Linked DNA regions of Homo sapiens: region 1 is linked to region 2. A link is an interaction called in ENCODE POLR2A ChIA-PET data of the cell type or tissue named here. Cell type or tissue: OCI-LY7. All regions are shown on one strand. Each heading gives the region's core, and the rest is flanking DNA. Links, peaks and the distances in the headings are about the cores only.

What was found. Peaks named below come from ENCODE experiments on the same cell type or tissue, not always from the same donor. Only the 100,000 strongest peaks of a DNase experiment are listed, where the experiment ranks them.
Region 1: POLR2A ChIA-PET joins it to region 2 with 21 read pairs; 3 of 35 experiments call an interaction of 5 or more read pairs at or near these places.

Annotation. Positions count from the first base shown.
Region 1 is chr7:148,976,766-148,993,355 of GRCh38, forward strand. It overlaps GHET1 (gastric carcinoma proliferation enhancing transcript 1), which reads left to right and starts at 10,762. Exons shown (of 1, transcript NR_130107.1): 1 at 10,762-12,664. It also overlaps RNY3 and RNY1. RefSeq lists enhancers at 1-25, 26-525, 10,621-11,121, 10,689-10,738, 11,059-11,108 and 1 more and silencers at 3,178-3,378, 6,593-6,692, 10,409-10,478. In OCI-LY7, for the core only: no CTCF peak of the experiment used is centred there; DNase peaks (open chromatin) are centred at 6,156, 6,736 and 10,746; H3K4me3 peaks cover 3,563 bases; H3K27ac peaks cover 343 bases.
Region 2 is chr7:148,546,771-148,563,360 of GRCh38, forward strand. All of the region lies in intron 2 of LOC124901766 (a long non-coding RNA gene), which reads right to left. Among named protein-coding and RNA genes, the nearest start is that of C7orf33, 36 kb to the right of the region's middle. In OCI-LY7, for the core only: no CTCF peak of the experiment used is centred there; no DNase peak of the experiment used is centred there.

The DNA of each region.
Region 1 (16,590 bases), core at 3,144-11,143, 430 kb after region 2:
AAGAGATCGAAACCATCCTGGCCAACATGGTGAAACCCTGTCTCTACTAAAAATACAAAAATTAGCTTGGTGTGGCGATGCGTGCCTGTAGTCCCAGCTACTTGGGAAGCTGAAGCAGGAGAATCGCTTGAACCCGGGAGGCAGAGCTTGCAGTGAGCTGAGATCGTGCCACTGCACTCCAGCCTGGGTGACAGAGGGAGACTCTGTCTCAAAAAAAAAAAAACCCAAGAAGCTCAGTAGTTATACAGTAAATTATCTAAAGCCTCCGAGACTCTGCAAACAAAGCAGTTAGTTACAACATGGACCTCCTCAGGCTCTGCCAAAGTTGTTCTTGGGTTGTCTGGACATCTCTCTATCTCAAACTGAAGGGCTGTGTGTATTGGAGCAGAGGCAGTGGAGGACTTATTTTCAAAATGTAAGCCTTCACACAGACTACCCTGTTTGTGGAAGGGGCCATTCAAACTAGAGAACCTGGCTGGGTGTGGTGGCTCACGACTGTAATCCCAGCACTTTGGGAGGCCAAGACAGGTGGATCACCTGAATTCAGGAGTTCGAGACCAGCCAGGCCAACATGGTGAAACACCATCCCTACTAAAAATACAAAAATCAGCCGGGTGTGGTGGCACATGCCTGTAATCCCAGCTACTCAGAAAGCTGAGGCAGGAGAATCGCTTGAACCCAGGAGGTGGATGTTGCAGTGAGCCGAGATCATGCCACTGCACTCCAGCCTGGGCGACAGAGCGAGACTCAGTCTCAATAAATTAAAAAAAAAAAAAAAAAAATTGGCCAGGCACGGTGGCTCACGCCTGTAATCCCAGCACTTTGGGAGGCCAAGGTGGGCGGATGACGAAGTCAGGAGTTCGAGACCAGCTTGACCAACATGGTGAAACCCCGTCTCTACTAAAAATACAAAAATTAGCCCAGCGTGGTGGCACGTGCCTGTAGTCCCAGCTACTCGGGGGGCTGAGGCACGAGAATCTCTTGAACCTGGGCCGCAGAGGTAGCAGTGAGCCGAGATAGCGCCACCGCACTCCAGCCTGGGTGACAGAGTGAGACTCCGTCTCAATAAAATAAAAAAATAAATAATACAAATAAAAATTATCGTGTTTTGGTGATTTTGAGTTTTTAATTTATAGTGATTTCAAACTCATATTTCTATCATTTTATGTTCAATAATTTTATATTTATATAGAATGATTTTATACCTGTTATTATTATTATACATAATATGTTAACTAAAAATTTTTTTTTCTTTAGAAAGGAGATCCTTTTACCAGTATCGCTAAGACCCTCAGTAGCTCATGTCAAACCCATCATCATTATTTGAGGGGTGGGTACAAAAACATGAGTTGTTGATGATGAGTATGGGAAGAAATACCCAACATTCCTCCCCAAATTCTGGGCCAATTCAGGAGCCTACTCCATACAGGCAGGACAGAGGAATGAAATATGTCCTCCAATGGAGTTACAGGAGGTGGGTACAGCACAGCTGAGGAATGAGGACGTGCGCTTCCGCGGGAGGGGAACTTCAGGGAATTGCAGGAAAATCGGAGATTAGAGGATGTGGAGAGGCGGGGAAGGGCAGCCTTGCAGCTGCTTGGGATCTACTGGGATCGGACAGCAGAAAGGGAGTAAGATGAAGTGTCCCATTAACAGCCACCTGAGGAAGGGAGAGGGACTTGTCCCCACATCAGGGCCCAGGTGGCTGTGAGCCGCATCATTCAGACCCCAGGCTCAGACTGAAAAACAACAGAACAAACGGCTCTCCCTGGGGCCTGGGAATCCCAGGAGAGAGTAATAATAATCATTCCAGGAGGGAACTTGCTGGGGTGTCTGGCTTATCACCCCGCACAGGGCAGGGAGCTGTCAGAGAAGACCTAAAACAATCAGAAACCAACTAGAAGGTGGCTGGCTTTTCATGATTTTCATGGCGATGCCCTGGCAATTTTAAACAATGCCAACAAGAAAAGGCTCCTCCCCCAAAGCCTCTATTGGTCTAAATTCTAAAATGTTGCTGCAGTTGCCCCTGGATTTCAGTCATATACATGTAGGATTGGAATGAGCACATTTTAAGTCTTCCCTTTACTACGCATCATATGACTACATGAGAGTTAATTTGGAGAACTCTCAAGCCAACACGACGTGCAGACTCAGTTAAAACATTTGTTTGAAGAGTGAGTTCCTTTAGGTTCCCCAGGACTCACATGGTTAGTAATAAACTACCATTTGACATCTGTAGACTACTTCATCCAACAACGGCAGAATATACTTTCTTCTCAAGTTCACACGGAACACTCACCAAGATAGACGATATTCCGGGCAATAAAAGGTACGTTTATGCCTCAACAAGTCTAAAAAAATAGAAATCATACAACATCTGCTCTCAGACCACATGGAATTAAACTAGAAATCAATAACAGAACAATATCTGGAAAATCCCCAAATATTTGAGGGTTAAACAATAAACTTGTATTAGTCCGTTCTCACACTGCTATAATGAATTTCCCCACCAGGTGCAGTGGCTCAAGCCTGTAATCACAGCTCTTTGGGAGGCCAAGGAGGGCAGATCACCTGAGGTCAGGAGTTCAAGACCAACCTGGCCAACACGGTGAAACCCCATCTCTACTAAAAATTACAAAAAATTAGCCGGGTGTGGCGGCAGGCACCTGTAATCCCAGCTACTTGGGAGGTTGAGGCAGGAGAATCGTTTGAACTTGGGAGGCAGAGGTTGCAGTGAGCCGAGACTGTGCCATTGCACTCTAGCTTGGGCAACAAGAGCAAAACTCCATCTCAAAAAAAAAAGAGACCAGGCACTGTGGCTCATGCCTGTAATCCCAGCACTTTGGGAGGCTGAGGCAAGCAGATCACTGGAGGTCAGGACTTCCTGACCAACGTGGTGAAAACCCATCTCTACTAAAAATACAAAAATTAGCTGGTCGTGGTGGTGCATGCCTGTAATCCCAGCTACTTGGGAAGCTGAGGCAGGAGAATCGCTTGAACCTGGGAGGCAGAGGTTGCAGTGAGCTGAGATCGCTCCATTGCACTCCAGCCTGGGCAACAAAAGCAAAAAAACTCTGTCCCAAAACTGGGTAATTTATAAAGGAAAGAGGTTTAATTGACTCACAGTTCTCATGGCTGAGGAGGCCTCAGGAAATTTATAATCACGGCGGAAGAAGCAGCAAGCACCTTCTTCATAAAACAGCACTAGAGAGACCACAACAAGCAGGAGAGGAACTACCAAAGAAACACTTATAAAACCATCAGATCTCGTGAAACTCACTCACTATCACGAGAATAGCACGCGGGAAACCACCTCCATGTTTCAATTACCTCTCACCAGGTTCCTTCCTCAACACCTGAGGATTACAATTCAAAGCTGGGTGCGGTGGCTTATGTCTGTATTCCCAGCACTTTGGGAGGCTGAGGCGGGTGGACCACCTGAGGTCAGGAGCTCGAGACCAGCCTGGCCAACACAGTGAAACCCCATCACTACTAAAAATACAAAAATTAGCTGGGCACGGTGGTGGGCACCTGTAATCCCAGCTACAGGGGAGGCTGAGGCAGGAGAATCACTTGAATCCAGGAGAAGGAGGTTGCAGATCACACCATTGCACTCCAGCCTGGGCAACAAGAGCAAAACTCCGTCTCAAAAAAAAAGAAAAAAAATTTTTTTCAAGATGAAATTTGGGTGGGAACGCAAAGCCAAACCATATATATATAATTTTTTTTTAAGACAGTCTTGCTCTGTCGCCCAGGCTGGAGTGCAGTGGAGTGATCTCGGATCACTGCAACCTCCATCTCCCGGGATGGAGAGATTCTGGTGCCTCAGTCACCCAGCCACCATCATGCCTTGCTAATTTTTGTATTTTTAGTAGAGATAGGATTTCGCCATGTTGGCCAAGCCAGTCTCGAACTCCTGACCTCAGGTAATCTGCCCACCTCAGTCTCCCAAAGTGCTGGAATTACAGGTGTGAGCCACCAAGCCCAGCCCATATTAACACTTCTTTTTCTTTTTTTTTTTTTTTTTTTGATACGGAGTCTCACTCTGTCACCCAGGCTGGAGTACAGTGGCATGATCTCGGCTCACTGCAACCTCCACTCTCCGAGTTCAAGCGATTCTCCTGCCTCAGCCTCCCAAGTAGCTGCGATTATAGGCGCCTGCCACCGCTCCCGGCTAACTTTTGGTATTTTTAGTAGAGACGGGATTTCACCATCTTGGCCAGGCTGATCTTGAACTCCTGACCTTGTGATCCACCCGCCTCAGCCTCCCAAAGTGCTGGGATTACAGGCGTGAGCCACCACACCCCGCCAACACTTCTAAATAACATATTTAGAACTAAATAAAAAATGAAAATACATCCCATTTATGGGGTGCAGCAAAAAGAGTGTTTAGAGGAAAATTGATAGCATTAAATGCATACATTAGTAAAGAAGAAAGATCTATAGTCCATATTCTAGGTTCCCACCTTAAGAAGCTAGAAAAAGAAAAGCAAATTAAATCCAAAGTAAGCAGAAGAAAAGAACTAATAAAAATTAGAGCAGAAATCAATTAACTTAAAAAACAGGAAATCAGTAGAGAAGATCAGCCTCCGGCCAGGCTGACAAAGACGAAAAAGAGAGAATACACAAATCACTAATATCAGAAAGAGAAATTAAATGAAACAGTTGCCATGGACAAGCTGAAAGACCCAGAATAGCCAACAACGTTGAAGCAGAACAAAGTCACAGGACTGACCCTACCCAACCTCAAGATGGACTGTATAAAGCTACAGTAATCAAGACAGTGTGGTATTAGTGAAAGAACAGATAGATCAATGCAACAGAATAGGGAACCCACAAACTGGCACACATAAGGGTAGTCAAGTGATGTTTCACAAAGAGGCAATGGCAGCACAGCAGAGAACAGATTAACAAACGGCTCTGGAACAATGGGATTTAAATTGATTGTGTGTATGTGAGAGAGAGAGAGAGAGCGTCTCATTCTGTCACCCAGGCTGGAGTGCAGTATCACGATCTCGGCTCACTGCAACTTCCACCTCCTGGCGCAAGCGATTTTCATGTCTCAGCCTCCCGAGCATCTGGGATTACAGGCATCTGCCACCACACCCGGCTAATTTTTGTATTTTAGTAGAGACGGGGTTTTACCATGTTGGCCAGGCTGGTCTCGAACTCCTGACCTCAGATGATCGGTTCGCCTCGGCCTCCCAAAGTGCTGTGATTACAGGCAGGAGCCACCGGTCCGGCCAAAATTTTATATTTTAAAAATCAATTTAAGGCCGGGCATGGTGGCTCACACCTGTAATCTCAGCACTTTGGGAGGCCAAGGCGGGTAGATCATCTGAGGTCAGGAGTTCGAGACTAGCCTGGCTAACATGGTGAAATCCCGTCTCTACTAAAATTACCAAAAAATTAGCCAGGCATGGTGGCGGGTGCCTGTATTCCCAGCTACTCCGGAGGCTGAGGCGGCAGAATCGCTTGAACCCGGGAGGCAGAGGTTGTAGTGAGTAGAGATCGTGCCATTGCACTCCAGCCTGGGCGACAGAGCGAGGAGACCCTGTCTCAAAAAAAGAAAAAAAGGAAAGAAAATTTAAGTGTGTTTAATGTAAAAGTGAAAACACACAGCCTTTACGCAGGGAACACAAGATATAATACTTGGTAGGTGGAAAGTTCATTTCATAACATGAAATCTTTTTCTAAATTTGAAAAAAAAAAACTTTAAAATGGACATATCTTCTTTTTTAAATTGTTAATTGCTTCTTTTAAAATTAATGGACTAATCGCAAAATCCAGTGATACATACTGATTATTTCATGCGTTTTACTGAAAATAATTTTGTAGTAAGAGGATTGTTCAAAATGACCCGCTCTGGGGGTCAAGGGGTCGGGCCCCCACTGCAGAGCCTGGAAAGGCAAAGACCCCCGAGGCTGCGCTCCCCTCGCCCTTCGTGTCGGGTCCTGCCCCACCCGGCAGCTCCTGGGACCCGCTGTGCGGCCCAGGGCTGGGGGCCCAGGCTGCCCCTGCTGAGAAGCCAGGTGCGCGTTCAGCCCCCGGGAGTCTCTCCGAGGCTCTGTGCGCCTCATTCCTCCACGGCGTCACTTTTTAAAAAGATAATTGCTAATTATGTATTTTAAAATGTTAGCTTCCACGGACCGAATGTTTCCCTTTCTGTTTAGAGTGGGGTTCCTAACCTCCTTCCAGAATAGCTCAAGGTCCCCAGTGCAGCCGCTTTGAAACAAAACCACTTGGTAACAGGAGCGCAGGACTATGGCGAAACCGCCAGGAAAGCTTCCTAAAGAGCTCAAACAAAACAAAACAAACCTTGGAAAGCTCAAGAAAAGCATCGTGGGTGACACCAGAATCTGGGACTTCATTCATTCATACATTCATTCATTCATTTTTAAAGAGGGTCGTTGGGAAGGAAAAGGGGAGGGGACGCCGGGCTGCAGGGCTCCTCGCAGGACACACGCTCCCCCTCCACGGGGAACCGGGGGTGGGGGCGCGGGCGTGGGGGGCCGCGCCAGCCCTGCGTGGGGTCCGGGACCACCGAACCGCGGGGACCCCTGATCCCGGGGGGGCCACTGAATTCCAAGGGGCCCCCGCCCGCCCGGCCCCACCCCCGCGGCGGGTTGCCTCTTCCTTCTTAAGAGGACGTCCCCTCCCGCTCTAGACGTCCTGGCCCTGTGAGACTGAGGCCCCGCCGGGGGCACCGTGGGAGTCTTTGATGGATGTGGCTGATGCAGGGTTTCCATGCAAATCACCCACAATGCTTTGAGCAGGGTTGCCCGAGCTCCTTTAATGTCACTGAAGAGAGAAGGACCTTTTTCTTACAAAGTCTATGTGTTTAACAGTTTTATTTTTTAAACATTTGCTTTCTATTTGGGGTGTATTTATACTCTTCCTTTTTTTTAGCTCCTGTGAATAGTCACCGTAACTATGGTAGAGATGGAACTTTCGAGGCTTATATAAGTAGCAGCGTGCCTTTGTGTTTCGGCTGGTCCGAGTGCAGTGGTGTTTACAACTAATTGATCACAACCAGTTACAGATTTCTTTGTTCCTTCTCCACTCCCACTGCTTCACTTGACTAGCCTTTTGCTGTGGTTTTGGGGTGGGAAAGCATTTTCTGTTCCCCAATACAGAACAGCCAAGATCCTGCCTGAAGGTTTTTCTTAAGCACACCACTACTTGCCAGTGAAGATGACTAGTGGACAGAGCACATTAAGTGTTTTTAGGAGCCTGGCATGCTCCGTGTTGAAAAGGGAGGTCCCCTCGTCTCTGAATTGTACCTTGAGAATAAGGAGAACCATAGGTTTAGGTGACCTAAGGAATGAACCATGTCTCACGCACCTCCTTATCCACGGTGTCAGGCATGAAGAAGAGGGATCCAGGAGAGGGCAAAGGTCCGCAGAGTGCAGTGGTAAGAGAGCAAGCTTTTCAAATTGCAAAGTAATGTACATAGCATGATTCTATTTCACACTGAAAAGTAAAACACTTTGCACATCTGTGCTTAAGCTTGTCTGTGTTAATACAGTATTAGCAAGATCAAAGATGAAGAAAATCCCAAGCTGTTAACCTAGAAATGATGCAGACACGAAGCTTTCCTCTTTACTGTGTGGTGGGGAAACTGCTCACCTCGGACACGATGGTTCATGGTATTATCTCTAAACCTGGATCCACCAAGCTTTGCTTTTCTTGTAAAACATAAAGATTTTGGTATTGGAAAATATCCCCTTTCTCTTCGCAAATGCCGCGCTTTTGCAAATCAAAATTATTTTGGCTTCAAACTACTGTCTGTGCAATGACAGTAGGATATAGTGTGCAATATTTGGGACATACTTATGCTAAAAATCTATTTACACTATTGTTCAAATTTGACCAGGCATCCTGTATTTTATCTGACAATCCTATCTTATTCAAATACGTCTTAGGAAAGAACTAATGCCAAACTCTTTTCTTCCTCAAGTTATCATATTACTCTGAGCTGGCCTTATAGTTGCACTGGGCATTCATTATTGCTTTGCAGATATTATCTGGTTAGGAAGTTTCTGGAGATAGGATACATATGTCATCAAGACTGATAGAATTGTGCAGTCTCATATCTGTGGAATGAAATCAACCTAAAGTCAGAGAAATTGACTCTGCTCTCGTGTTAGTTTCGTAGTGTCCATATTAACAGTTATTCCACCATCAACTACATACTTTTTTCTCTCTCTCTCCCTCCCTCCTAACTATCCATCCATCTATCTTTTAGTTTTTAGCAATGTTTCCACTGACTGGAATAGTACAGCAATTGGTTTCATGGCTTTGTTGACATTGTTTGATTGCTGGTTTTTCTTTGCGGGGTAGCAGAGAGAATACTTTTGGGGAAGAAAGGTTATTCTGGCTCTGCAAGCAATGAACTCAGTGGCTGACTCTCGGCTGCTTATGTGATCTCTCTCAGAACCTCAGTTTCTTCATTTGTAAAATGATAATGTCTGTCATACTAATTTAACTGGACTGCAAAGAATATTAAATGAAATAGGTCATATGAAAATACCCTGTACCTTATAAAACACAATACAAATGTATTCCTTTGCAAATATCAAATGGTGACTATGGCCAATAGACTGTTACTCTCTTGCAATATCATTTAATTGCCATTATTCCTGAGATACAGTGACAGTCCTGTGTTCATAGCTGGTACGTGATCATAGCAACATCAGTTGGCTTGAACAATCACTGTAATTAAGGCATATCTATTATTGAAGAAGCAGCAAGCTAGCTGTACGGGAAAAGCCTCGGGACTTAGATTGAGGAGACCCTTAAGTCTTGACTTCCTGATTCAGTTACCTCTCACCAGGTTCCCCCTCAACACCTGAGAATTACAATTCAAGGCCGGGTGTGGTGGTTTTTGCCTGTATTCCCAGCACTTTGGAGCCCGAGGTTGGCGGACCACCTGAGGTCGGGAGTTCGAGACCAGCCTGACCAACATGGAGGAACCCCGTCTCCACTAAAATACAAAAAATTAGCTGGGCGTGGTGGCACATGCCTGTAATCCCAGCTACTCGGGAGGCTGAGGCAGGAGAATCGCTTGAACCTGGGAAGCGGAGGTTGCAGTGAGCCGAGATCGCGCCATTGTGCTCCAGCCTGGGGAACAAGAGCGAAACTCCGTCTCAGAAAGAAAAAAAAAAAACAAAAAACCCCACAGGGAAGCTCTTGGGAAACCCACATGTGCCCTCAAGGTGCCTTGGGTTACTTTCACCTATAAGAAAAATTTAAATATTCTTTTGTTGTATACACATTTGTGGCAGTCACACTGTACTGCAACACCACCACAATCTCATCAAACAACACTTTGCCTCGAGGCTGTTAGGAATGTATACTTCCATGTAGCGAAGAGGGAAGGAAGATCAGTGTAATGACCCTTTGTTTCTGATGAGGAGGCAGCTGCGTGGCTTTCTAAAGGCTACATAAGAACCTAAGGGCTGAACCAGGATTAGAAAGTGGCTCTGGTGCCTCACGTGGTGAGCATCCCGCAATGTACTCTGCCCTCTTCCGCCTTCTCTATTTTCAAACTCTTGGACTTGGTTTGTCTTCCTCCAAAATACTTTCTCTCTGAAAATGTTCACATCTCTTAGCTTCAAAACTTAACTGGATTGTCGACTTTGAAATGCCTCTTAATTTTGTCCATTGAGTGTTGTATCATCAAATACCAGTCCTTAATCCTACTGATATTAAAACATTAAAAAAATCCTGGCCGTGCGCGGTGGCTCACGCCTGTAATCCCAGCACTTTGGGAGGTTGAGGCAGGAGGATCACTTGAGGTTAGGAGTTCAAGACCAGCCTGGCCAACATGGCGAAACTTCGGTCTTTACAAAAATAGAAAAATTAGCCAGGCGTGGTGGCGCGCGCCTATAGTCCCAGCTACTCAGGAGGCTAAGGCAAGATAATCGCTTGGACCCACGAGGCGGAGGTTGCAGTGAGCCGAGATCACACCACTGCACTCCAGCCTGGGTGACAGAGACTCCAGCCTGTCTCAAAAAAAAAAAAAAAAAAAAAAAAAAAGAAAGAAAAGAAAAGAAAAAGTACAAGAAAAAGAAAAACCCCTATTCACCCTCATCCCATTTCCTGTCTTTGATCTCTTAGGACATACTATACCATCTTTACCAATAATTGGTCCGTAGTATCTATTACTATTTATTTGATTTTTGTTTTCTTTTTCCTTCTTGTCTGTGATGGGTTTTCCCAAATTTACTGTTTGTTTCTGGAAGAAAAGAATAGTACTTCGTTTTCCCCCTGTATTCCATGCTTTATTTAATGATGCTGACTTTCAACATTTTAAAATTGAGATGAAAACAAGAAACGAGGGATGCCAGGAGAGTGGAAACTCTCGTAAAAGACTAGTCAAGTGCAGTAGTGAGAAGGGGGGAAAGAGTAGAACAAGGAGTTCGATCTGTAACTGACTGTGAACAATCAATTGAGATAACTCACTACCTTCGGACCAGCCAATAAGTCCTCCTACTGTTTGAACTATTTAAAGCCCCCAAATTTGTTCATTTTCCCCTTACAGTGATATTCTGGTTTCAGTTTACTGATGACTATATTTACAATATTAATGATATATATATACTCTAAGAATTCCCTGGCACATCTATTTATCAATAGCTGGAAAAACGTACTGAATAACAAGAATCAGACGTGTTGCTAAGCATCCTGGGAAAGAGATATGCAAAATTAGCATTTCGTCATCAGGGCGTCTTTCCCCCGGTTTGTCTTGAGTGGCTCAGCCACCGCAAGGTACCAGAGAGCCGCCCAATCTGCGCTGGCCTCCTTTATCTGTTTGCTGTGTGACCCTCCGGACAGCTCTGTGGGACCTGGAGGAAACTGTGAGCCCTACAGATAAAGTCTGTGCTTCCAGCGTCGGTAAATCCCAGCAAGCGCCACTACCTGGAGGCTGACACTTTCCCATCTTGGCAGTCAGCTCCCTACAGAGGTGCTTCTCCCACTGCCCAAGATCCCTGCCTCCTCCTTAAACCCCAACTGATAGAACAGAAACCACCACCTAAGGAACGTGAAGGGGAAGCATCTGAAACACCAGAAGATCTTGGATTGTTCCTGAGGACTTCAGAATCTACAGGGACAAAAGGCAGAAGCAGGAAGTCCGAAGTAAAGATGACTAAGAAAAGGCGGGTGGAAAAGATTTCTGTGAAAGTGTCAGAGGCAAAGCTCTGAAAGACCTGAAACTCATGCCGAAAGCAAAGAACAGCAAAAAGACAGTAGGGATGTGTCTGGAGCAACAAGGATCGGGCTGTTCCTGGGGCAGCCGAATTCACAGCTCTGTTTTACTCCTAATGGAGGATCTTCCTGCTGCAGCGGCGAGTAGACCTTACTGTAAAGGTGCAGGCAAGGGGAGGGGAAGGGCAGGCAGCTGCCCATTGGAGTTCACATCTCCAAGCCTGAGAAAATGTGTTCCTGGATGCCCCAAGCCAATGGAAAAGCAGAATCATTGACTATGTTTGACTCCTTCTGGTACCTAGCACAGTATCTGGGACACAGCAGGTGCTATGTAAATGTGTTGAGTGAATGAATGAATGAATGCCATTGAGGAGAATGAATAACCCCAGAAAACTAGACATGGGTAGATGTTGTCCTAATTTCAAAAGAGGGGAAAATGAGAGTGAGAGTTTCATAAATGACAATCTCTAAACGATGTTGCTCTCTAGCAAAATTCTAGAATGGATTATTTTAAGAACAAAGCAGGTAAACATTGGCAGCCAACTTGAAATTAATAAGAAAAAGGTGTGCGCCAGAATAGTTTTATTTCCTTTTGTTTTTCATTGTACAGCTTGATTTGACTAAGTTGTTTATACCTTTCACTCTGCCTTTGCATGCACTGGGGGTGATCTAGTCTACTATGTGGACTGGAAGTCCACCCAGTGGCCAGGCTCAGAGGCAGGGAAGGGGGGTTGGTGCCATTCTGGGAGAGGAGGTTTCTGGGGCTGTTTCTCAGCCAGATCCTGTCTCATCTGTTTCCAACAACCCCACAAATGAAGACACTGAAGCTGACTAATCAAATTGACTGATGCCCCAATAGGTGTCATGATATGCAGTGAGAATCCGGCAGGCATTAGAGATGAACAGCACGGGCTGCAGCCACATTATCTCAGCTTGAGTCCTAGTTTTCACCAGCTACTAGCTAGCTATCTCTGGTCAAGTCACTTACCTTGCTTGAGCCTCAGTTTCTCCATCTAGAAAATGGTCATAATCGAAGTATCTATCTTATAGGGTGTTGGGAAGATTAACTGAGAAGCCACATAGAGTTTACTGGCACATTAAAAAAAGAAACTATAAGAATGTTAGCTGTCCTTTTGCACGGCAAAAGGAACAGTAAGCAGAGTAAACAGACAACCCACAGAGTGGGAGAAAATCTTCCCAATCTATACATCCGACAAAGGACTAACATCCAGAATCTACGAGGAACTCAAATTAGCAAGAAAAAAACAATCCCATCAAAAACTGGCCTAAGGACATGAATAGACAATTCTCAAAAGAAGATATACAAATGGCCAACAAACATATGAAAAAGTGCTCAATATCACTAATGATCAGGGAAATGCAAATCAAAACCACAATGCAATACCACATTACTCCTGCAAGAATGGCCATAATAAAAAAAAAATCAAAAAAATAATAGATGTTGGTGTTGATATGGTGAAAAGCGAACACTTCTACACTGCTGGTGGGAATGTAAAGTAGTACAACCACTATGGAAAACAGTGTGGAGATTCCTTAAAGAACTAAAAGTAGATCTACCATTTGATCCAGCAATCCCACTACTGGATATCTACCCAGAGGGGAAAAAAAAAGTCATTATATGAAAAAGATGCTTGCACATGCATGTTTGTAGCAGCACAATTCGCAATTGCAAAAATATGGAACCAGCCCAAATGCCCATCAACCAACAAATGGATAGAGAAACTGTGGCATAGGGCTGGGCGCCGTGGCTCACGCCTGTAATCCCAGCACTTTGGGAGGCTGAGGCAGGCGGATCACGAGGTCAAGAGTTTGAGACCATCCTGGCCAACATGGTCAAAGCCTGTCTCTACTAAAAATACAAAAATTAGCCGAGTGTGGTGGCGTGCACCTGTAGTCTCAGCTACTTAAGAGGCTGAGGCAGGAGAATCGCTTGAACCTGGGAGGCGAAGGTTGCAGTGAGCCAAGATCACACCACTGTACTCCAGCCTGGCAACAGAGCAAGACTCTGTCTCAAAAAAAAAAAAAAAAAAAAAAAAAAAAAAAAAAAAAAAAGAAAGAAAAAAAAGAAAAAAGAAACTGTGGCATATATATACAATGGAATACTACTCAGCCATAAAAAGGAGTGAATTAATGGCATTTGCCGCAACCTGGATGAGATTGGAGACTATTATTCTAAGTGAAGTAACTCAGGAATGGAAAACCAAACATTGTATGTTCTCACTTATAGTGGGAAATAAGCTCTGAGGATGCCAAGGCATAAAAATGATACAATGGACTTTGGGACTTTGTGGGGGAAAGGGTAGGAAGGGGATGAGGATTAAAAGGCTAAAAATTGATTTCAGTGTATATTGCTCTGGTGATGGGTGCACACCGAAATCTCACAAATCACCACTAAAGAACATACTCATGGCCGGGCGCAGTAGCTCACGCCTGTAGTCTCAGCACTTTGGGAGGCCGAGGCAGGCGGATCACGAGGTCAGGAGATCGAGACCATCCTGGCTAACATGGCAAAACCCCGTCTCTACTAAAAATACAAAAAAAAAATTAGCCGGGCATGGCGGTGGGTGCCTGTAGTCCCAGCTTCCTCTCATGCTATGTAGATGTCACACCTGGTCCAACCCATCTTTGGGTCCCTGGTAAATCAGACACCGCCTCCTCAAGCCTGCCTATAAAATCCGGTGCACTCCACTGAGGTCTGGAGGTCCCATTTGGGTGCACCTCTCTCTCGAAAGAGACAAAGCTGTTCTCTGGGCCGGGTGGGGTGGCTCACACCTGTATTCCCAGTGCTTTGGGAGGCCGAGGTGTGCAGATCACATGAGGTCGGGAGTTTGAGACCAGCCGGACAAACATGGAGAAACCCCGCCTCTACTAAAAATACAAAATTAGCCGGGCATAGTGGCACATGCCTGTAGTCCCAGCTACTCGGGAGGCTGAGGCAGAAGAATGATGTGAACCTGGGAGGCGGAGCTTGCAGTGAGCCAACATCGCACCACTGCGCTCCAGCCTGGGCGACAGAGCAAGACTCTGTCTCAAAAAAAAAAAAAAAAAAAAAAAAAAAAAAAAGAACTTACTCATGTAACCAAATACCACCTGTTCCCCCAAAATCTATGGAAATAGAAGCTTTTAAAAAATTAAAGGCTGGGTACGGTGGCTCACGCCTGTAATCCCTGCACTTTGGGAGGCCAAGGCGGGCAGATCACCTAGGGCAGGAGTTCAAGACCAGCCTGGCCAACATGGCAAAACTGTCTCTACTAAAAATACTAAAAGTAGCTGTGTGTGATGGTGCATGCCTGTAATCCCAGCTACTCGGGAGGCTGAGGTAGGAGAATTGCTTGAACCCGGGAGGCAGAGGATGCAGTGAGCCAACATCACGCCACTGCACTCCAGCCTGAGAGACAGAGAGAGCCTCCATTTCAAAAAAAAATTTTTTAAAAAAGAATGTTAGCTCTCAGGGTTCAGAATCATTTTTCCTGGCTGACTGGACACAAGCTAACAAGAAACAGACATAAACTAACAAGGTAACAGACATAAATTATCAGAGCTGAAGTTTCCCTTTTCAGTTAAAAAACAACAAATCTGACCAAGTACCAGATAAGAGAATCCCACACAGTAAAAATGCAAATACTTGTGTAGTTTCACAGAAGGCTGTCATTGTCCCTGAAGTCTGTTCTCACTGGGTGGAACCCAGGGCCCAGGGGTCAGTTTGGGGTCCCATATTTTAAAAAAGACGTCAACAAAGAAGAACTGCCCAGGGCAAGGTGAGCAAGATGGTGACACACACTTCCTCCAGGTGAGTGATTCTTGACTTTGCAAAAATGCTTTCAACTAACAGTTTGGTGGTTCCTCAAAAAGTTAAATACAGAACTACCATATGACCCCAAATTTCCACTCCTAAGTATATACCCCAAGGGGCAGAAAACATGTCCACACACAAGTCTGAGCACAAATGTTCACAGCAGCACTATTCACAATAGCCAAAATGTGGAAACAACCCAAGTGTCCGCTGAAGCAAGAATGGATAAACGACGGGGGTACGCGTGTATAATGGAATGCTATCCATCCATTAAAAGGAAGGACGAGGCCGGGTGCGGTGGCTCACGCCTGTAATCCCAGCACTTTGGGAGGCCAAGGCAGGTGAATCACGAGGTCAGGAGATTGAGACCATCCTGGCTAAGACAGTGAAACCCTGTCTCTACTAAAAATACAAAAAATTAGCCAGGTGTGGTGGCGGGCACCGGTAGTCCCAGCTACTCGGGAGGCTGAGGCAGGAGAATGGCGTGAACCCAGGAGGCAGAGCTTGCAGTGAGCCGAGATCGCGCCACTGCACTCCAGCACTCCAGCCTGGGTAACAGAGCAAAACTCTGTCTCAAAAGAAAAAAAAAAAAAAAGGGAAGGATGTTCTGACACATCCTACATGGGTGAGCCTTGAAAACATTATTCTAAGTGAAAGAAGCCAGACATAAAAGGTCGCATATTGTAGGATTCCATTTATATGAAATGTTCAGAATAGGCAAATCCATAGAGACAGAATGAAGATTGGTGACTGCCAGGCGCTGGAGGGCATGACTGTTTAATGGCTACAGGATTTCCTTTGGGGCTATTAATGTTTTGGAACTAGTTTTGTACAACAGCGAGAATGTACTAAACGCCCCTGAACTGTACCCTTAAAAATGGTTAATTTTATGTTATGTGAATTCCACCCCAGTTTTTTGTTTTTGTTTCTTTGTTTTTGAGACGGAGTCTCGCCCTGTCGCCCAGGCTGGAGTGCAGTGGCGCGATCTCAGCTCACTGCAACCTCTGCCTCCTGGGTTCAAGTGATTCTCCTGCCTCAGCCTCCCGAGTAGCTGGGACTACAGGCATATGCCACTATGCCCAGCTAATTTTTTGTATTTTTAGTAGAGATGGGGTTTCACCATGTTGGTTAGGCTGGTCTCGAACTCCTGACCTCAAATGATCCATTTGCCTCAGCCTCCCAAAGTGCTGGGATTACAGGCATGAGCCACCATGCCTGGCCCCCACCCCAGTTCTTTAAAATGCTTTCAACTAATAGTATCCCATTTGATCTGGTCCTCTTGACGGTCTTGTGAAGTGAGTAGGACTGGTGATATTTTTTCTTGTTTTCCGTTTGAGAAAAATGAGGCTGGGAGGTTTGCCCAGTTAGTAAGCTAAGTGATGGCAGATGGGGTCTCAAGGAGTCTCTGATTCCAGGACCAGTGTGGTCTCCGCCATTCCCCTCTGCATCCCTTTCACCCCACTCCACTGGCGCAACACCTCCCCGGGCACAGTGGGGTCAGGGAGGGTGGTCCCATAGCCCTTGTGGTCAGCCCTGCAGAGGAGCCCGAAGGGGCTTTGGGGCCA
Region 2 (16,590 bases), core at 5,165-13,164:
ACATTCTACAGAAATGAATACAAATGACTTTTCTATCTATGTTACCAGCACACTCAGGCCTTACCAGCTTTGGGCATAAAATGATGCCACAGTTTAATACCCACTCACTGGATTAGAGAAACGGATCCTCCTTCTTTCTGTGTCCCTTTCCCACTCCTGCCACATATCTGATCATCTGAAGGTGCAGCCTCCAGGAGGCTCAGAAATCTGACCTCCACTCCATCTCTTCAGCTTCCTTCTCAGCCGGTTCGCTTTGACCACAGCTCCCTTCCCGCAGCTCCAAGATGGCGGCCACCGCCAAGGGAGGAGCCGCTGCCCTTCCCTTTTCATTTCTTCCTAAACTCAATACATTCCCTTCTCTTAATTCCTGACAGCATGGCTGAGCACTGTGGTTGCTTTCATATTTCCACAGAAAGGTCCAGGGATGAGAGAAGACATGGTGCGGCCACTCTCAGAGCCCATGGCCCTAATGTCACTGTGGCTATCGGAATGTTTGGCAATGATGGAAATATTCTACATCTGCACCGTCCAGTACAAGAGCCACGAACCACTACTATGGCTACTGAGCATTGTACTGTGGCTACTATGACGGGGGAACTGAATTTTACTTTTACTTATTTACTTTTTATTTTAATGAGTTTAAATTTAAGTTAGCCACATGTGGCTAGTGGCTGCTGCGTTGAGCAGCACAGTTCCAGATAAATCCATGGAGCCCTTCAAAAAACACCTCTCTGTATGTCCCTCTGTAGCCAGAAGCCAACCCTTTCCCCTCCAGGATTCCAATCCCAGGCCAACTTTCTGAGGTCCTAGTAGCTTCCCTTCCTCTCCTGACCACATCACTTGATCCAAGCTCAGCTTCTTCTCACATCCATTCAGTGCTCCTAGAGGTAGGGTAGCTGCTTTCCTCCTTTTCATAGCAGCTTCTAAATCATTCTCTCTTCCTCTTCCATTAAAAAAAAAAAAAAAAAAAGTTTTGGCTGGGCACGGTGGCTCACGCCTGTAATCCCAGCACTTTGGGAGGCCAAGGTGGGCAGATCACCTGAGTTCGGGAGTTCGAGACCAGCCTGACCAACATGGAGAAACCCTGTCTCTACTAAAAATACAAAATTAGCCAGGCATGGTAGCACATGCCTGTAATCCCAGCTATTCGGGAGGCTGAGACAGGAGAATCGCTTGAACCCAGGAGGTGGAGGTTGCAGTGAGCCGAGATCGTGCCATTGCACTCCAGCCTGGGCAACAAGAGTGAAACTCCATCTCAAAAAAAAAAAAAAAAGTTTTGACTTTCATATCATCACTTCATCTATTGCCACTGTCACCTACTGACCTCGAGGTCACTCCCCTTAACTTAGCTCTTGGCTCACTGCCACTCTCTTCACTACTACAGTGACTCTGGCCTCACGGTTTCTTGAGCTGTCTTCTTTCTGAGATTTTTTTTTCCCATTGGAATTTCCCACCCAACTCAGGCACACTCATATCTATGACCATGCCCCAGTCATTACTGGGAACTGCAACCTTGACATTTCCTGGACAGCAAGCATTTTCCCTCAGACAACTGTCTTCTGCCTCCCCGTTTCCCTCCCTCTTGTGCCCAACCCCCACAATCCTTTGGCTATGCTGGAACCTCCAGTCTATTGATCCTAACCCCTTTTCACTGTCCCTCATCCTTGTTCTCTTCCATTCTGACTCCACTTAGATTCTATGGTCAGTCACCGTAATTTATTCCTTTCATGTCCTTTCAACTCCCTTCCTCCACTTCTGTTTTCTTATACGTACTTGGCAAAACTAAAGCCCTAGATAAAACCATTCCTCTACCTATTTCATCCCTCCACTCATGCAACTAATCATGGCTGGAAAAAAAAAATGCCCATGGTGACTGGTCCCAGCTTAACTATACCAACACAAGGCTCAAGAGGGCCCTAATGCCACCAGGCAATCATAGCGTGCATCCCTAATCTGTTCACTTCCCTTCTGCCTCAGAAGGCTATTTTATATTTTTTTCTTACTCCTTAAACTTCCTACACTTCCCACCTCATCCTCACTCTTGCTTCATACTGCTCTGAGAAAATTGCAGCCATCAGAGTAAAACATCCATTTCTAGCAGAGGACTTGTACCCCAAAAAAGAGCTCTCTCAGAACTCAACAATAAGAGAACACCTAAAGTTTATTTTTTTTTAATGGGCAAAAAACCTGAATGTACTCTTCACCATGGAAATATATGAATGGCAAATAAGCAAATGAAAAGATATTCAGTATAATCATCAGGGAAATGCAAATTAAAATCACGAGATATCACTACACACCTACTAGAATGGCTATGGAAATAAATGACAGCTAGTGCTGACGAGGATGCAGAACAACTGGAAATCATACATTACCAGTGAGAATGCAAAATGGTACCACACCTGGATATCAGTCTGGTTTTGTATAGTTTTTTTATAAAGTTAAGCATACACTTACTATATGACTCAACAATCCCACTCTGAAGTATCCTAAGAGAAATGGAAATGTATGTTAACACGAGAACCTATAGGTAAATGTTTGTATTCGTTTTATCCATGATCACTAAAAACTGGAAGCAACCAAGATGTCTTTCATAAACAAAACTATGGTACATCTATTTCATAAAATGCTACTCAGCAATACAAAGAACAGATTATTCTTGCAACAACAGGCAATCTCAAATGCATTTAGTTAAAAAAGTCAGATCTAAAAGGCCACATATTTTATGATTTTCTTGATATGATATCCTGGAAAAGGCAAAACTATTAGATAGGCGCTTAGATCAATGGTTACCAGGGATTGGAGTTGGGGAACAGGATGACATCAAAGGGATAGCATGATAGAGTTTTTGGAGTGATGGAATTGTTCTGTAGCATGACTGTGATGGTGGGTACATCACTGTCAAAACCTACACAACTGCACGTCACAAACAGTGAATTTTACTGTAAGTCAATTTAAAATAAAATATAAAATAGATTTTTAAAATTTAAAAAATACAACACCTGCAAACTACTTTTATTACAGCTGTACCCATGTACTCAGCCTTCCCTCCTGAGTTCAGGCCATACGGGCTATATGATATCAATTTTTGGAATTTGATGACTATTTTTGTGGCCTAATACGTGGTCAATATCTGTAACTACTTTGTTGTATTTGATAAGAATGTGTATTCTCTGTTTGCTGGGTACAGAGAATCTTATTTGACCAGGCTTGTTATCTGTATTACTTAAATTCTCTATATACTCACTGATGTTTGGCTTGCATGATTTATCAGTTTCTGAGAGCACTGTTAAATATTCTCATTGGCTTTGTCAGTTTCCCCTGGTAGTTCCATCAGTTTTTCCTTTCTGTACTTTGAAGCTATGTTATTGAGTACATAAATGTTTATGATTGTTATATCTTCTTGTTAGATTGCCTCTCTCATCAGTATGAAATATTCCTTCTTGTCCCTTTTTGCTTTGAATTATATCTGATATCAATATATCTGTGTGGCTTTTCATTTTGGTAATATTTTCATTATTTTTCTCCTCCTTATTTTCAGTCTTCCTATGTCATCTTCATTAAGAGTATTATTTCTAAATGTCACATGGTTAATTTATTTTTTATTTATCTGAGATTTTTTGCCTTTCATAGGCATAATTATCACATTCATATTTTTTAACAAATATATTGATTTGTTATTTACTAGGATCTTGCTCCTTCTAATCCTATTTTACATTTCCTATTTTCAGTACCTTTTTTTTTTTTTTTTTTTTTTTTTTTTTTTTACATATAGCAAGTGATTTTTTTTGTCCCAACTTTTATTTTAGATTCAGCCAGTACATGTGCAGGTTTGTCACCTGGGTATATTGCATGATGCTGAGGTTTGGGGTATGAGTGATCCTGTCACCCAGGTACTGAGCACAGTACCCAAGAGTTAGTTTTTTCAACCCTTGCCCCACTCACTCCCATTCCCCTCCAGTAGTCCCCAGTTTCTATTGTTGCCATCTTTATGTCCCTGCATACCCAATGTTTAGCTCCCACTTATAAGTGAAAACACATAGTATTTGGTTTTCTGTTCCTTCTTGAATTAACTTAGGATAATGGCCTCCAGCTGCACCCATATTGCTGCAAAGGACATGATTTCATCCTTTTTCATGGGCACTTAGGTTGGTTTCATGTCTTTGCTATTGTGAATAGTGCTGCAACAAACATACCAGTACATGTGTCTCTTTGGTAGAATGATTTGTTTTCTTTTGGATATATAACCAGTAATGGGATTGCTGGATCAAATGGTAGTTCTGTTTTAAGTTTTTGAGAAATCTCCAAATTACTTTTCACAGTGGCTGAACTAATTTACATTCCCACCAACAGTGTCTATGTGTTCCCTTTTCTCCACAGCCTCATCAGCATCTGTTGTTTTTTGACTTTTTAATCATAGCCATTCTGATTGGTGTGAAGTGGATCTCACTGTGGTTTTGATTTGCATTTCTCTGATGATTTGTGATATGGAGTGTTTTTTCATGTTTGCTGGCTGCTTGTATGTCTTCTCTTAAGAAGTGTCTATTCAAGTTCTTTGCCCATTTTTTGATGTGGTTTTGTTTTTTGCTTGTTCAATTGTTTAGGTTACTCACAGATTCTGGATATTAGGCCTTTGTGGGATATGTAGTTTGCAAACATTTTCTCCCATTCTGTAGGCTGTCTATTTACTCTGTTGATAGTTTTTTTGCTCTGCAGAACCTGTTTAGTTTAATTATATCTCACTTGTCAATTTTTGTCTTTGTTGCAATTGCTTTTGAGGACACAGCTATAAATTCTTTCCCAAGGCTGATGTCCAGAATGGTGTTTCCCAGGTTTTCTTCTAGGATTCCTATAGTTTGAGGTCTTACATTTAAATTTTTAATCCATCTTGAGTTAATTTTTGTATATAGTGAAAAGTAGGGGTGTAGTCTGAATCTTCTGTACATGGATAGCCAGCTACCCCAGCACCATTTATTCAACCGGGAGTACTCTCCCCATCTTTTGTCTTTGTACCTGCCAAAGATCAGATGGCTGTAGGTGTGCAACTTTATTTCTAGGTTCTCTATTCTGTTCCATTGGTGTATGTGTCTGTTTTTGTACCAGTATCATTCTGTTTTCGTTACTATAGCCTTTCAGTACAAAGCTGGGTAATGTGATAGCTCCGGCTTTGTTCTTTTTGCTTAGGATTGCTTTGGCCATTCAGCCTCTTTTTTGGTTCCATATTAATTTTAGACTAGTTTTCTTTGAGTTTTGTGGAAAAATGACATCGGTAGTTTGATATGAATAGTGTTGAATTTGTAAACTGCTTTGGGCACTTATGGCCATTTTAACAATATTAATTCTTCTAATCCATGAGGATGGATGTTTTTCTATTTGTTTGTGTCATCTATGATTTCTTTTAGCAGTGCTTTGTAGTTCTCCTTGTAGAGATCTTCCACCTCCTTGGTTAGATGTATTGCTAAGTATTTTATTTTTTGTGGCCATTGTAAATGGGATTGTGTTCTTGATTTGGCTCTCAGCTTAAATGTTATTGGTGTATAGAAAAGGGACAAGTTTTTGTATATTGATTTTATATCCTGAAACTTTGCTGAAGTCGTTTATCAGTTCCAGGGGCCTTTTGGTACTGTCTTTAGGGTTTTCTAGGTATAGGATCATATCATCTACCAAGAGAGATAGTTTGCCTTTCTTTCTATTTGGGTGCTTTTTACTTCTTTCTCTTGCCTGATTGCTCTGGCTAGCACTTCCAGTATTGTGTTGAATAGGAGTGGTGAGACTGGGCATCCTTGATTTGTTTCAGTTCTCAAGGGAAATGCTTCCAGTTTTTGCCCATTTAGTATGATGCTGACAGTGGGTTTGTCATAGATAGCTCTTATTATTTTGAGGCATATTCCTTCAATACCTAGTTTCTTGAGGGTTTCCATCATGAAGGGATGTTGGACTTTATCAAAAGCTTCTTGTGCATCTATTGAGATGATCACATGGATTTTTCATTTTCAATTTTGTTTATGTGGTGAATCACATTTCTTGATTTACGTTATGTTGAACCCAACTTCCATCCCAGAAATGAAGCGTACTTGATCATAATGAATTAACTCTTTTTTTCAGGAAGTTGTTTTTACTGTGAATGAAGAACATACTTGAAGTCCTACCACAGTGCCTAGCACACAGGGAGACTTTGATATATATTTTCAGAATAAGAGAACATAAAGGCAACTCTTACTGTGCCTTCTGTCATTTCTCTCCTAATAATTAGCAAATTTTAGAATATCCGGACCACTTCCACCCTTAATCACCCACCAGTTAAAGACATTAAGCAGCATAAATTAACTTTTTGATGTGTTGTTGGATTCAGTTTACAGTATTTTGTTGAGGATTTTTCCATGTATGTTCATCAGGGACATTGGCCTGTAGCTTTCTTTTTTTTGTTGTGTCTTTGCCAGGTTTTGGTATCAGGGTGATGCTGGCTTTGTAGAATGAGTTAAGGAGGAGTCCCTCCTCCTCAATTTTTTTGGAATAGTTTCAGTAGAATTGGAACTAGCTTTTCTTTGTATGTCTGGTGGAATTGGGCTGTGAATCTAAGTGGTCTGGGGCTTTTTTTTTTTCCTTTGGTTTTTTTTTATTACTGCTTCAGTTTCAGAACTCAATATTTTGTTCAGGGTTTCAATTTCTTCCTGAAACTGGGAAGAAGGTTGTATGTTTGCGGGAATTAATCCATTGCCTCTAGATTTTCTACTTTGTGATCACAGAGGTGTTCATAATAGTCTCCGAGGATCTTTTACATTTCTGTGGGATCAGTTGTAATGTCACCTTTGTCATTTCCAATTGTACTTATTTGGATCTTCTCTCTTTTTTATTCTTTGGCTAACAGTCTGTCAATCTTGCTTATCCTTTCAAAACACCAATTTTTGGTTTCATGGATTCTTTGGATGGATTTTGGGGGGTCTCAATTTCATTCAGTGGTGCTCTGATTTTAGTTATTTCTTTTCTTCTGCCAGCTTTGGGGTTAGTTTGTTCTTACCTTTCCAGCTCCTCTGGTGTGATGTTAGGTTATTAATTTGAGATATTGCTAACTTTTTGAGGTAGGCGTTTAGCACTATAAACTTTCGTCTTAACACTGCTTTTGCTGCATTCCAGAGATTTTGGTATGCTGTGTCTCTGTTTTCATTTATTTCAAATAACTTTTTGATTTCTGCCTTAATTTTGTTTTTACCCAAAAGTCAAATATTAGCAAGTTGTTTAATTTCCATGTAATTCTGCTTTTGAGAAATCTTCTTGGTATTGATAACTATTTTTATTCCTCTGTGGTTCAAGTGTACAATTGGTATGGTTTCAGTTTTTTTGAATTGATTAGACTTGCTTTATGGCCAAGTGTGTGGTCAATCTTGCAGTACATTCTGTGCCCAGATGAGAAGAATATGTATCCTGTGGTTTATGAGTGAAGTATTCTGTAGATGTCTATTAGGTACAATTGGTCAAGTGTAAAATTTAATAAGTCTAGAATTTCTTTGTTAGTTTTCTGCCTCAATGATCTTTTTTTTTTTTTTTTTAAGACGGAGTCTCGCTCTGTCACCCAGGCTAGAGTGCAGTGGCAAGATCTCCGCTCACTGCAAGTTCTGCCTCCTGGGTTCACGCCATTCTCCTGCTTCAGCCTCCCGAGTAGCTGGGACTACAAGTGCCTGCCACCACGCCCGGCTAATTTTTGTATTTTTAGTAGAGACAGAGTTTCACTGTGTTAGCTAGAATGGTCTTGATCTCCTGACCTCGTGATCCGCCCGCCTCGGCCTCCCAAAGTGCTGGGATTACAGCTGTGAGCCACTGTGCCCAGCCCTCAATGATCTTTCTAACACTGTCAGAGAGGTGTTGAAGCCCCCCCACTAATATTGTGTGGCTACGTCTTTTCATAGGTTTAGAAGTAGTTGTTTTATGAATCTGGGTACAACAATGTTGGGTGCATATATATTTAGGATAGCTAAGTCTTCTTGTTGAATTGAATGCTTCATCATTATGTAATGACCTTCTGTTTGTCCTTTTTTACTGTTGTTGGTTTAAAGTCTGTTTTATCTGATATAAGAATAGCAACCCCTGTTCTTTTTTGCTTTCCATTTGCATGGTAGACCTTTCTCCAATCCTTTACTTGGAGCCTATGGGTGTCATTACATGTGAGATGAGTCTGTTGAAAACAGCAGATGGTGGCCGGGTGTGTTGGCTCACACCTGTAATCCCAGCACTTTGGGAGGCCAAGGTGGGCGGATCATGAAGTCAGGAGTTTGAGACCAGCCAGTTCGAAAGCAGCCTGGCCAACATGGTGAAACCCCATCTCTACTAAAAATACAAAAATTAACCAGGCATGGTGGTGCACACCTGTAATCCCAGCTACTCGGGAAGCTGAGGTAGGAGAATTGCTTGAGCTCAGGAGGCGGAGGTTGCAGTGAGCCGAGTTCTTGCCACTGCACTCCAGCCTGGGCAACAGAGCAAGACTCCATCTAGGAAAAAAAAAAAAAAAAGAAAAAGAAAACAGCAGATGGATGGTCTTGTTTTTTATCCAACTTGCCACTTGATGCCTTTTAACTGGGGCGTTTAGACCATTTACATTCTAGGTTAATATTGATATCTGAGGTTTTGATCCTATTGTGAAGTTGTTATCTGGCTTGCTTTGTAGTTTCTATCATGTGGTTGCTTTCTAGGGTCTGTGGGCTACATACCTAAGTGTGTTTTTGTGGTAACAGGTAGCATTCTTTCATTTTCTTTTTTTTCCTTTTTCCTTTTTTTTTTTTTTTTTGAGACAGAGTCTTGCTCTGTCACCCAGGCTGAAGTGCAGTGGTGCCATCTCAGCTCACTGCAACCTCTGCCTCACGGGTTGAAACAATTCTCATGCTTCAGCCCTCAAGTAGCTGGGACTAGAGGCACACACCACCACACTCAGCTAATTTTTGTATTTTTAGTAGAAACAAGGTTTTACTGTGTTGGCCAGGCTGGTCTTGAATTCCTGACCTCAAGTGATTCATCCGCCTCGGCCTCCCAAAGTGCTGGGATCATAGGCACCAGCCACCATGGCCCACCCGTTCTTTCATTTTCACATTTACAGCTCCCTTAAGGACCTCTGTGATGCTGACCTAGTGGTAACAAATTCCCTCAGGGCTGGCTTGCTGGAAAATATTTTATTTATCCTTCACTTGTGAAGCTTAGTTTAACAATATATGAAATTCTTTTTTGAAATTTCTGGTCTTTAAGAATGCTGAATATAGGTTCCCAACCTCTCCTGGCTTGTAAGCTTTCTGCTGAGAAGTCTGCTGTTAGCCTGATGGGATTCCTTTTGTATGTGACCTAACCTTTTTATCTAGCTGCCTTTAAGATTTTTTTCTTTAGTATTGTCTTTGGACAGTCGGGTGACCAAGTATGCCTTGGTGATGTTCATTTTGTATAGTACCTCGCAGGTTTTCTCTGAATTTCTGGTATCTGGATATCAAGCTCTCTAACAAAATGAGAAAATTTTTCTTTAATTATTCCCTCAAATGTGTTTTCCAGGTTGTTTGCTTTTTCTTCTCTCTCAGGAAGGCCAATAATTTGTATGTTTGGTTGCTTTACAAAATCCCATATTTCTTGAACATTGTTCATTTTTTTAAATTCTTTTTTCTTTATTTTTGTCTGACTGAATTAATTTGAAAGACCGGTCTTCAAGTTCTCAAATTCTTCTGCTCAGTCCAGTCTATTGACAAAGCTTTCCACTGTATTTTGAAATTCCTTAAGTGAGTTTTTCAATTCCAGAAGCTCTGATTTCTTTTTAGGATGTTTACCTCTTCCATCATTTACTGGATTGCTTTAGAAGTTTCTTCATATTGATTATTAACCTTGTCTTGGATCTCATTGAGCTTCCTCGTAATTCATGCTTTGAATTTATTAGCTATTTCTTCATTTCCATTTTAGTTAGGGACCATCGCTGGAAAGCTAGTGTGATCCTTTGGTGGTGTCACCACATTCGGATTTTTGATGGTGCCAGAATTTTTATATTGATTCCTTATCTAGAGATGCTGGCACTTCTAATTTTTGTAATTATTTTCATGAAGGTAGGATTTTTTTTCTTTTTTCCCCCATAATGTTATTTTTTTGTTGTTACTACTCTTTTCTTTCTTTCTCCCCCACCCTCCACTCTTTAGTGGGTGTGACTATAGAGAATGCTTGGTGAGGTCATTTGGCTTTGCTTCTACAGCCCTATGCACTTCTGTCAGCAGGTTTTATATTGGACTATGCAGTTTGACCTACAAGCTGTAGATGGCACTTATAGGTAAGAGCCTGCTGCTGCCAACATGACTGGGTATATACTTGATCCTTGTTTACTGGGAGAAGTTTCTCTGTTGCCTCAGGTAATGCGCTGATTTGTGGAGTGCACAATGGTCTGACTCCCTGCTCAGCCCCTTCATGGGCGGGGGTAGGGAGCCAACACTGGTGAAGCCAGACCAGGCAGGTCCACCTACGGTCCCTGATGGCAGGCACAAGCACCAGTGCTAACTGAGAATCCAGTAAGCTGTTGCCAAGTGCCCAAAGGCTTGCCTAGGCAGGGAGTTGGGAAACTTCCTTGACCCCAAGTTCTCTGCACAGAGATGGAGGCAGCCTAAATTCCTAATCCAGGAGAGTAGGTGCTCCAGATGCCTGGAGATCTGCCTGGGTGTGGAACAGAGAGGGCCCCCTTGTACCAGGGTTTCTGCCCATGAAGGATATGGCTCAGGCTGATCCAGACAAGCAAGTGCTCCGAGTGCCTGGATTTCTGCCTAGGGGTGAAGCAAAGAGGGCCCCACTGCACCATGATCTCAAAGGAGCAGTTGGGGCACACAGTAATGGCACACACAGACCACCAAGGTGGTCACCAACCTGGCCCTAGCTACAAGTCTCACTGCCCAGGAGAAACTACAGCTGTAGAAGCTCTCCTCCCACCGGAGACTTGTGTTGGAAGAGAGCACAATCCCAGAACCTACTGCTGAGGAGCTTTCCACAGTTCTGACTGTAGAGGTTCCTACCCTGCTCTAGAGGAGGTGCTCCAATCTCCGGCCCAAGACTAAAATTCCTGCATGACTATGCTGTTAGGTCGCCAAATAATGGCTGACTTTGTATGCCTCCAGATTAAAAATGGTGTCCTGCTCTTGATCCTGGGTCTGGAAAAATGTCTATAGCTTTGTCTGGTGTCTGTCCTCAGCATCTACAACACTGTCCCCACATTAGCTCCAGGGCTTGGAAGAATGAAAGTGCTCTCCCTCAGCCTGGATTGCTGAGATCCCCGGTGGAAAGGTGAGTCATAGAGGGAGGTTCTCTGCCTCTCTCACACATGGGGGCTTCACTAACTTTAATCAGTGGGATGCCATCATGGAGGCTGTTTACCAGTATTCTCCTCCACAGGATCTGGGGCGTCCTTCATGATTCTGGTGGATTTCCATTTTTCTTCTTGAATTAAACTCACAGAGTTGATCTTTGTGCACCATCTTGCTATTTCCAAGTGGCTGAGGCATGCTGAAAGCTTCCAATCCACCATGTTGGGAAAAAAAGGTGGGGAGTGCTTTCTTTTTTTATTCTCTTCTTTCCTGCTTTTAATTAGCTTTCCTTTGTTCTTTTTTTTCACTATTAATTGATAAGTTTACATTATTTTACTATTTTTCTCAGGTTATCCTTAAATTTAATATTTTATAACAAAACCTACAGTCAATTAATTTCTATCTTACTCTACTTCCAACCTCCAGGCAAGAAGAGAATCAGTTCACTTTTATTCTACCTTCCCTGGCCCTCCTCCATTACCTCCATTTCCTGTGACTTTCATAGTGATGTGGTCTGGGATGTTAGGTGTTAGGTTCAATATTTTTTTCAATTTATAAATAATAAAATCGTATTTAATAAAAAAAATGTTGTGGGTTTTGGGTTTTTTGTTGTTGTTTTTGTTGACCAATAGTTTCCTGTATCTCACTATTTCCCCCTGGATTCATTATTCTTCTTATTGGAGCCCCAAGAATTCCTTCAATGAATATCTAAAAATTGTAAATCGTCTGAGCTCTCAAATTACTAACTATAGTTTGTTGTTGTTGTTTTAACTCTTAACTCCTGAATTAACTGACTAAAGAGTTTTGTTTAAGTTACAATTATTCTGCTTTATCACTTTTTTAAAAATGTGAGTTTGTTCTGATACAATTGACATATTAAGGACCAATTAGACATAATGTGATTTGTGTGCTGATGTGAGATTTAGTCCACAAAATACAGAAACCGAACCATAAAAAAATGCACCCAACTGACCTACATAGTAATACACAAAATTCATGTGCACACAGCTCTCTCAAACATCAACCAGCTACCTTAGTATACCACATGTGTTATGAGCCACATCCTTCCACAGCTGGTGTTACAACTTTCCATCCTAATTCAAATAACCCTCCTTCCACCACTCACACCCTTTCCAATGCCCACTTCTACACACAACCTTTAGGTCTTTTTTAAAGTAATGTGCCATATTTGTTGTGGTATTTATATATTTCTTAACAAGTTAGCATGTGTAAAACTGTGTCACCATTTTTTTCTTGGGGTTCTAACTTTTTTTAGATAGGAGCATTTTTAAGGGTCAACATTTTTAGTGTTGTGCCCTATTCCCTTCTTCCCCATAGGCCTGGTGGTTTTTGTTACACGATTTTACATAGTACTTTGATTTTTAGGAGTGCGTATGTCACTTTATAGCAGAACTGACTATATTTTCCTTACTGAAATGTCCTTGTTTCATAATCGCTTGATACTATTTTCATAACACAATACTTTCTCTTACCTCTCTGGCTATATGAGATATATCAAAAGTCCTATTCTGATTGCTTCATTAATTTTGCTTTTTTAGGGATAAGACTATATTGGCTGAATTTGTTTTTTCTCTTTTATCATGGGGCTCATCTCAAAGTTTGGTTATTCTTAATTGTGCATTCATCTTTGTTGAGCTATCTTTGTGACTGCCTGCCACCTCTGTTTGTGCTGGGAGAGGCAGGGATGAGCAAGCCCTGTTGCACTATTACACCATTTTTCATTAGGTTGTGGGGTTTTTTTTCCAACTCACCTGGAGGTTTCAAAAATATCAAAGTAAGATTTCAGCCAAGGCACTCCATTACATGTAAATCTTTGTTTTGCTTTTCTATAGCTGCTATAACAAATTATCACAAATTTAGCAGCTTAAAATATAAATGTATTATCTCACAATTCTGTAGGTCAGAAATCTGGGTAAATTCAGCTGGTTTTCCTGCTTCAGGTATTACAAAGCTAAAGCCAAGGTGTCAGCCAGAGGGGCTTTTATCTGGAGGCTCTGGAAATAAATCTGTTTCAAGCTCATTCAGGTTGTTGGTCGAATTCAGTTCCTTGTGATTGTAGGACTGAGGTCTCCATTTCCTTGCTGGCTGTTGGCTGGAAGTCATGCTCCCAGTCATTCAAAAGACCACCAGGTTCCCTAGCTCACAGCCCCCTTCACCCATCTTCAAAGCCAATGTTGGTAGGTCATGTCTTTCTCATGTTTCGTATCTCTCTAACCTAATCTCCCTTCACCTCTTCTTCCTGCTGTATCTCTCTAACCTACTCTTCCTCCTTCCTCTTCTGCTTTTAAGGGCTCATGCACTGACATTTGGCCAGCCTGAATAATCCAGGATAATCTCACTATTGTAAAGTCAACTGATTAGTAACCTTAACTACATCAGCAAAGCCCCTTCGTACCAGTGCCTAGATTAGGGTTTGATTGAATAACAAGGGGACAGAAATCTTGAGGGCACATCTTTGAAATTCTGCCTACAAAAATCTTAGTATTTGTGTCCATTTTATTTATGTTATACATAAATTTCTTAGGAACTTATCAAATGGTTTCTTGAACTAGATATATGAGTTAGTTTCTATCCCGCTAAGATGGCAAACTTAGATATATTTAGCTAAGTGCTGGCTCTCTCCCCCAAAATTAACCCTGGAGAAATTATAGAAACATGTGCTACAGAAGGAAAAAAAAAATAAGAGAAAACACTGAACTTAGTCTTGAATCAATGTGTATGAGAGAGGTCTGAGGAGGCAGAGTGCATTGGAAGAGACAGTGGGAGGACAGGTTGGAGAACAGCTTTCCATGTTCCATTCTTGCCTCTCTCTCTAAATGCCTTGGGACCATCATGTCTAACCCTTCGCTACAGACATTGGTGAGGACAGCTTAGGCCATGGTGATGTTCATACTGTAGTGTCCAAACAGGAGGAAATCACCCTTCCAGTCCCTTTCTCTCCACACTCCTACTGTATTATGACATATCTTGATACAGACTAGAGCCACATATATTACCTGAAAGAGTAGTTGATAATTCCAAAGGAAGAAAAAAAAAAAACCCTCAGCCAAAGTAACTACTTCCCTAAGTATAACAATAAAAGAAAGACAACAGATGAAACAACATGTTTCATCTAAAGGTAGACCAAGAAATTTAAATAAGCATGATAAAAATGCTTAAGGATATCAGGGACTCAGAGCTACCTCATTGCACAACTCCTGAGGCACCAGTCACACTGCATTCCTGGAGAATGCTACCTTTGAGTTGTACAGTGTGCTAGCCCTGTAAGTGATGATATTACTAATATGATACAAAAATAAGAAGCAAGGAAAACAGAATCAACTAGAAATTTATGTATAAAAATAATATTTTAAGTAACAAAAACAATAGATGTGATAAATAGTTGGATGCTTACTACTGAAGAACAAATTAGTAAATTGGACGATCAGATGAAGACATTTTTAATAATTTGATAAAGCAACAGAGAAAAATAGAGCTTTAAACTACAAAGAAAGAACTAAAGATGCAGAAGTAGAAGCAATAGAATCTTAATAGGAGGGCCAGAAGGAAAAATATATATATATATATATGTATCTGTATATATATACATCTACATATATAATAAAATATGGGAATAAATATTTCAAAAAACAATGACTAGAGAAATCTGGTAGAACCACCTTAACCAAGTGATCAAAATTATCACCAACAACAGAGCAAGATAACACTACATGTATATTCCCAGCTCTAACTAAAAGATAAGGTAGTTGAGCTATATTTAGGAGACTGGACACTTTCTGATTAACTGCCTGGACTCTGGAGTCAGACTGACCAGGTTTGAATCCTGGACCTGCCACATACAAATTGTGTGTGATTTCCTATAAGCTGTTTTGCCATTTGCATCATGGCCTTTGGGGTTGTTTCTAATGTTCCAAAAAACAGAGGGAACAAAAGTTAATTTGTATCATTCATATCATATTTTACATGTCATTACAAAGAAAGAAGCCATTCAAACATTCGGGCTGCGAAGTGTGAAGGACCCACGATCCATTTCACAGATTTCCAGGACAGTAGAGCTAACAGAACCACAAGGGCTTCCTACTTTCTTCCACATATAAGGGCTTGGAAGTCACCACCACCATTCTCAAAACAAGATAAAAGCTGAACAAAATGAAAACCAACAACCCCTCTTACATTCATCAGAGAACAGACGTCACGGGGCAAGCTGCTGGTCCAGAAGCTAGAAAAAGAAGAGGATACCAATAATCACAGCTTAGCAGGAACAGAAGTCCAGAAGCAGGAGCCCTAGGCTGGAGCCAGTGCTGGTAGGAGCACTTGAACTGCAGTTGATAAACTTCTGGAGACTCAGCATGAACTTGCAGGAGAGTTAAAACTCTGGAGACTCAGTCTTGGGGTGGGGAGGACATTTTCATGAGTTTCACTTCCAGGAGTTTCTCTAGTGAAGATCAGGGAAAAGTCCCTCACACTTCAGTCAGGTGAGGGGAAAAAGTAACTATTTGAAATACAGTTGACCTTGAACAACACAGGTTTGAACTGCAAGGGTCCACTTATATACAGATTTTCTTCCTCCTTTACCACCCCTGAGACAGTAAGACCATCCCTTCTCTATTATCCCGTTCTCATACTGTTATAAAGAACTACCTGAGACTGGGTAATTTATGAAGAAGAGAGGTTTAATTGACTCACAGTTGCGCAGGCTGTACAGAAGCATGGCTGGAAGGCCTTAGGAAACTTAGTCATGGCGGAAGGTGAAGGGGAAGCAAGCACATCTCCCAAGAGTGAGGGGAGAAGTGACACACTTTAAAAACCACCAGATCTCAGGAGAAGTCACTCACTATCCTGAGAACAGCAAGGGGGAAATCTGCCCCCATGATCCAGTCACTTCCCACCAGGCCCCTCCTCCAACATCTGAGGATTACAGTTTGAGATGAGATTTGGGTGGGGACACAAACCATATCACCATTCTGTTCCCCCTCCTCGGTCTGCTAAACATGAAGACTTAGAGGATGAAGACTTTTATGATGATCCACTCCCAGTTTTCTTTCTATTATTATTATTTTTTTTTTGAGACAGGGTCTTTCTCTATTGCCCAGGCTGGAGTACAGTGGCACTGATCACAGCTCACTGCAGCCTTGACCTCCCAGCCTCAATCAATCCTCCTGCCTCAGCCTCCTGAGTAGCTGAGACTACAGGCACACACCATCACATACAGCTAATTTTTGTATTTTTTGCAGAGATAGGGTTTCACCATGTTGCCCAAGCTGGTCTT